Regions from separate parts of the Mus musculus genome. Here region 2 is linked to region 1. A link is a loop called in an ENCODE intact Hi-C map of the cell type or tissue named here. Cell type or tissue: left cerebral cortex. All regions are shown on one strand.

Evidence for each region. A loop is a pair of places that touch in the nucleus more often than their neighbours do. Peaks named below come from ENCODE experiments on the same cell type or tissue, not always from the same donor. Only the 100,000 strongest peaks of a DNase experiment are listed, where the experiment ranks them.
Region 2: a loop joins it to region 1, with 5 times the contacts of the local background. A loop is called at or near these places in 7 of 42 quality-filtered maps.

What each region holds. Positions count from the first base shown.
Region 1 is chr4:120,886,835-120,889,334 of GRCm38, forward strand. Rims3 (regulating synaptic membrane exocytosis 3) reads left to right here. Exons shown (of 8, transcript NM_182929.3): 5 at 100-209; 6 at 2,154-2,255. Among named protein-coding and RNA genes, the nearest start is that of Rims3, 33 kb to the left of the region's middle. In left cerebral cortex, a CTCF peak has its summit at 1,061 (motif pointing left); a DNase peak (open chromatin) is centred at 1,058.
Region 2 is chr4:120,758,829-120,761,328 of GRCm38, forward strand. Nfyc (nuclear transcription factor-Y gamma) reads right to left here. Exons shown (of 10, transcript NM_008692.4): 9 at 504-563. Among named protein-coding and RNA genes, the nearest start is that of Mir30c-1, 9.5 kb to the right of the region's middle. In left cerebral cortex, no CTCF peak of the experiment used is centred here; a DNase peak (open chromatin) is centred at 1,106.

The DNA of each region.
Region 1 (2,500 bases):
AAGAGAAACTGAGACCCAAGGCTCCCAGATGGAAGGACTCTGCATCCACCCCATCCTAGCCCACCTGCTACCTCACATGTCTTCTGTGTCCTTCTGCAGGTTTATTTTTCCCACACGGCTTGGAGCTGAAAGCCAGTTCAGTGACTTTCTGGATGGCCTGGGACCAGCCCAGATTGTGGGGCGACAGACGCTGGCCACACCCCCCATGGGTAAATCTTGCTGAATAAGGGCAGGTTTTGGGGGGGGCATAGTAGAAAGGAGGAGCTCTGGGGTCCAGTGTGTGGTAGAGCCGAAGGCGGCAGCAGCATCAGAGGTGGCAGCAGGTGTCTTCCTCAGGTGCCAGAAAGGACCCCTACCCAGCAGCAGCTTTTCCAGACTGTCGCATCCCTCAGTGCATAACTGGGTCACAGTGTTAGCCCATGTTGACTTACCTTCCCTAGACTTTCTTGAGCCTCCGTTTCCTCATCTGGAAGATAGAATTAGTAATTCCTGCTTCAGTTCTGCAATCTAACGCCCCTTCTTGCTGCACTCCTGTTAGATACTTTCTATAAAGCATTTTAGCGCTCTCCTTAGGAACCGTGGCTAATTGGACTGGTTCCTCCCATCAGCGACTGGCACCTAGGGACCTTTAGTAATTTTCTCATCTCTTCCTGGCAGCTAGGAAGTGCTCAAAGCCCACACTGGGTCCTGTTAGCAGTGTTCAGATCTTCCCCCAACCCTGTGCTTTTGGGTCCTGGCCAGGCAGGCTTCCCCATTAGTCTAACCTGAGCTTTACTGGATCCAGATGTTTCTGATGGTACTTGACCTTTGAGCCTCAGAGCAGAAACAGAAAATGGAGTTAGATTCTATGCCAGGCTTCTTTGTATGGTACTCTCCTTTCTTCCTTGAAAGAGGGGTCCAGAGGACCCTCAGAGAGTCCGAGTCTACTCTTCCAGCCCTGAGTATCAGATTTGCTTAATTCCAAGCTTTTGCTCAATATCTCAGGCCCTTCCCTACACTCTGAGGAGTGGCAACCACTACCTTATAATGAACCCGTCAGAACCTAGAATATTTTGTGTGTGGTGCCCCCTTGTGTCGCAGAGCGGGAAAAACAAGTATATATTCATGGTTAGGCATGAGGCCCTTTGGTCTTTTTGCCAGGGTCAGGAACCTCTGGAGTGAGAAGGACGAATTTCAGGGTGTGTCTGACTGTGGTGAATTCCTGCCCCCAAAGTATGCAGTACAATAATAACATGATGGTTGACAGAACTCAAAGTCTCACCCATTTAATTGGAGGGAGGGGGACTCAGATTTATAATTCAACACTGTCTGAAGGGAGTTCCAAACACTACTGTATAATTCTAAACTTTGCTCACCCACAACGAGCACAGCTAGGAGTTCCTGGAAGTCAGCATGAGTTCTGTCAACCGTCATGTTATTATTGTACTGCATACTTTGGGGGCACGAATTCACCACAGTCCCTTACCTTTTTTGGAGTGTGTTGTGAGCTCTCATCATGCAGGGTGTGTAGGCCTGCCCAGCCTGTTTTTCCCGGGGTCAAAGATGTGCTGGGCAGGCTCCTAGCTTAGCTTCTCTTTGCATGGATACTCTTGTTATCCGTCTGCCATATACTGAAGAGACTGGCTAAGGGCTGCGGCGTACGCTGCATCCCCCAGACTTGCCTGTTCTGTGTAGTGAAGCAGAAACCCCTCACCCACCATCCATGGGTGAGAGTTTGGCAGTCATTAGTTATAACCTAAGTATGTGCTCCTTGAAGGTCATTCCCCCACAGTGTGCCTTGGTCCCTTTGAAGTGGTCTCCTGAGAGCTATTTCTTTTTTTTTTTTTTAAAGATTTATTTATTTATTATATGTAAGTACACTGTAGCTATCTTCAGACACTCCAGAAGAGGGAGTCAGATCTTGTTACAGATGGTTGTGAGCCACCATGTGGTTGCTGGGATTTGAACTCCAGACCTTCGGAAGAGCAGTCGGGTGCTCTTACCCACCAAGCCATCTCACCAGCCCCTGAGAGCTATTTCAACAAGTACAGTTTGCTCTATCATATTCCCTTCCCAGGGACACTGCAGCATCCCCTGCAGATTAATGTTTTCTGTTGCATCGTGCCAGCCAGCCCCATGTGACCTCACTTGGACATTCATTCTTTTCCTTGCAGGAGATGTGCACATTGCCATCATGGACCGGAGTGGCCAGCTGGAGGTGGAAGTGATTGAAGCTCGGGGCCTGACCCCCAAACCAGGCTCCAAATCCCTCCCAGGTGAGGCTAGGCAGCTGGGAGACCTGAGGAAGGATCCCGGTAGGGATGGGGTACCAGCCGGTCCCCAGCTCAGCAGTAGCCTAAAGCTGTGGGAGGTTGCTGAGCAAGATGGGTCGGGAGTGGGGTGAGGAGACACAGTGTTTGTGCCGTCTCTTTGTCTGCTGGGTTCACTGGCCAGCTCGATCCACTTCCTGCCAGGACCACCCAGAGGGTGGAGACTAGGCGGGCTGTGGCACTTCTCCCAA
Region 2 (2,500 bases), 130 kb before region 1:
TCTCTTTCTGGGCATCAGAAAACATAAATCTGGACATATCACCCATCTCATCCTCAGTGGATCCAGAGACTATGCTGTGAGGGAAAAGCAGGTGAGCAGAGAAGGCCCCTCTTCCTTCGGTATCTAAGAGTGTTCAAGCAGTCATATGTTCCTTTATTTGAACTAATCCACATATCTAAGTGTCCTGGAATAGTAAAAAAGTAGTCCTAGAGAAGGAACCAGAAAACCGAAATTTTAGTGCTGGCTCTGTAACAATAACTGAGTGAACTCCGAAGAGGCACATCCCACCTCCAGGGCTCAGGTCACTCCCTGAAGAATGGTAATTTGAGCTGTATAACACTTAAGGTTTTGTTTGTTTGTTTGTTTCTGGCTCCCATAGCCTGCAGACGTAAAGGAGTACTACTTATTTAACAATGTTTTGTCCACTACTAGGAAGAAAGCTGTAGCCATCCAAACCCACACCGTCTGCCATCCCTGGACCCCAACTCAGGCTGGGTCCCTACCTGTCCATCTGTGAACTGGCTGAACTGCTGCTGTCCTTGCTGGACCTCTGTCTGTGTGATCTGTAGGGAAGCACGAAGAGAGAGCAGGCATGTTAGCTGAGGGTCTATCAGCTCATCACATGAAGACTGAACAGCACAAGACCTACAAAATGCTCAGAATGAGGCCTGCCACTGAGTAGGTGTTTGACAAAGGCCTGCAGAGCAAAAAAAGTCTCTCTCATTCATTCTCCTTCCACTTAGGGTTAGCAAAGATCTGGCTCCACACAGGGAGATCGGAACCACCATCTCCCCTCAAGTTAGGAGGCTCTCAGCTTTAAAGTCAGAGTTATGGCTTTGACTACAAGCCCTAATTCAGGCAGTGAAAGCAGATTACAAAATGAAGGGCAAAGTGGTGGGTGGTCCCTTCCATCCTTGGAAGGTGGGCTCCAAACCAGGCCCGTATCACCCAGATTATCTGACTGCAATATGAAACACCTAGTGAGCAGCAAGCAGCCTTGGCCCTCACAGTCCCCATGGCAAGCCATGAAGTACTTTTTTCCGACACTCGGTGTGCAGCCCTCTGGGCCAAGAGAAAGAGAGAGAGTGAGTCGTGCGCAGAAAGAAAAACATTCACCCCACACACTTTACATTTTACAGGACTTCATACTGCCACACAGAACTGCAGGATATGATGACAGCTTCTGGGAAGAGCTGGGCAAGCTGCAAAGACCAGGGTTTGTGCGTGTGTGTCTATGGAACATGCACCTTGCAGCAGCCTTTGTACCAGCTTTTGGAATTATCAGAGCTAATCTATCAGGTAAAGCTTGTTCTCTCATGTGTCCCCACAATGGCCCAAATCAGCTCCTGCAAGCCTCGCAAGGACTATAAAGACCAAGAAAGGGGCAGGTGTGAAAGGCTTGTTATTGCTTCTTATTCTAGGTCCTTCGCCTTCTGTAGGTCTATAAGCTGCTTGAGGACTGTAGGTAGTTTTGATTAATCTATTCACTACCCTAGTGCAAAGTTAGTCTTGCAGAAATGCTTTCAGGATAAATGAACAAGTCCAAGACAAACAATAATTCTCATAGATTAAGGCCAACTGAGCTTTGTGGCAAGATTGCTATCCATAGCAGCTGAAAAGTTTAATTTACCTTTAAATCATATGTATTTTATCCAGCATGAACTCAACAAACATTTATTAAACAACCACTAGGTGCCAACTTGTAAAATTATGTCATGGAGACTTTAAGTACCCACAAAGTAGCCACTTCTTGAATCTCTTCCATTCTCCCCACTTTCTGGCTTCTACTGCCCAAATTGGCCTCTGAGGAACCACAAACCCTTCTCACTTCCTTCTGCTTCCATGTCATAAAAGTAAAGGGCTTCTTGGATCTCAAGAAAAATTGTAAGAATCCTACCTACATGCTTTTAAAGAAAAGAAAAAAGAAGTAGAAAAAGGGGACAGGCTCATGGACATAACCAGTCTTGATAAGACAATCAGTATCACTGAGACCTAAGAAACTCATGGGAAGCCCAGATCCACAGGCAAGCAGGTAGCAGGGAGAGAAAGGTCCTTTAATGATTCCAGAGATGATCCTGAGCATGGATGCCTTACTTTTGGCTCATTCCTCACATTTTCCCAAATGAGATCTTTGGAGACCTGCTCTAACTCAGCTCTGTCACCACTGTCAATAGATACATCACCAGAAATGTAACTGGGCCAGACAGGTCCAGCTCTTAAACGATTGTTGCTTTTTTTGGGTCTGAGGCGAAAGGATCCATTAACAATGCAGCCCCTTCACCACTGTCCCCCATCATCTGCAATTGATGACCATGGCCCTCAGGCCTGAGGCCTGGAGTAAGTAGCCCCCTTCGCGCACTTATGATTCAGCTTTCAAGATGGCAAGGCAGGGAGGACATGAGGGGTGTGGGGTTCCTCTGGCTGAGCCTGTCTATGGAGGTAAAGTAAATATGCTTCCCCAAGGGCACAAGAACATCAGAACCTAGCTGTCACTGGGACC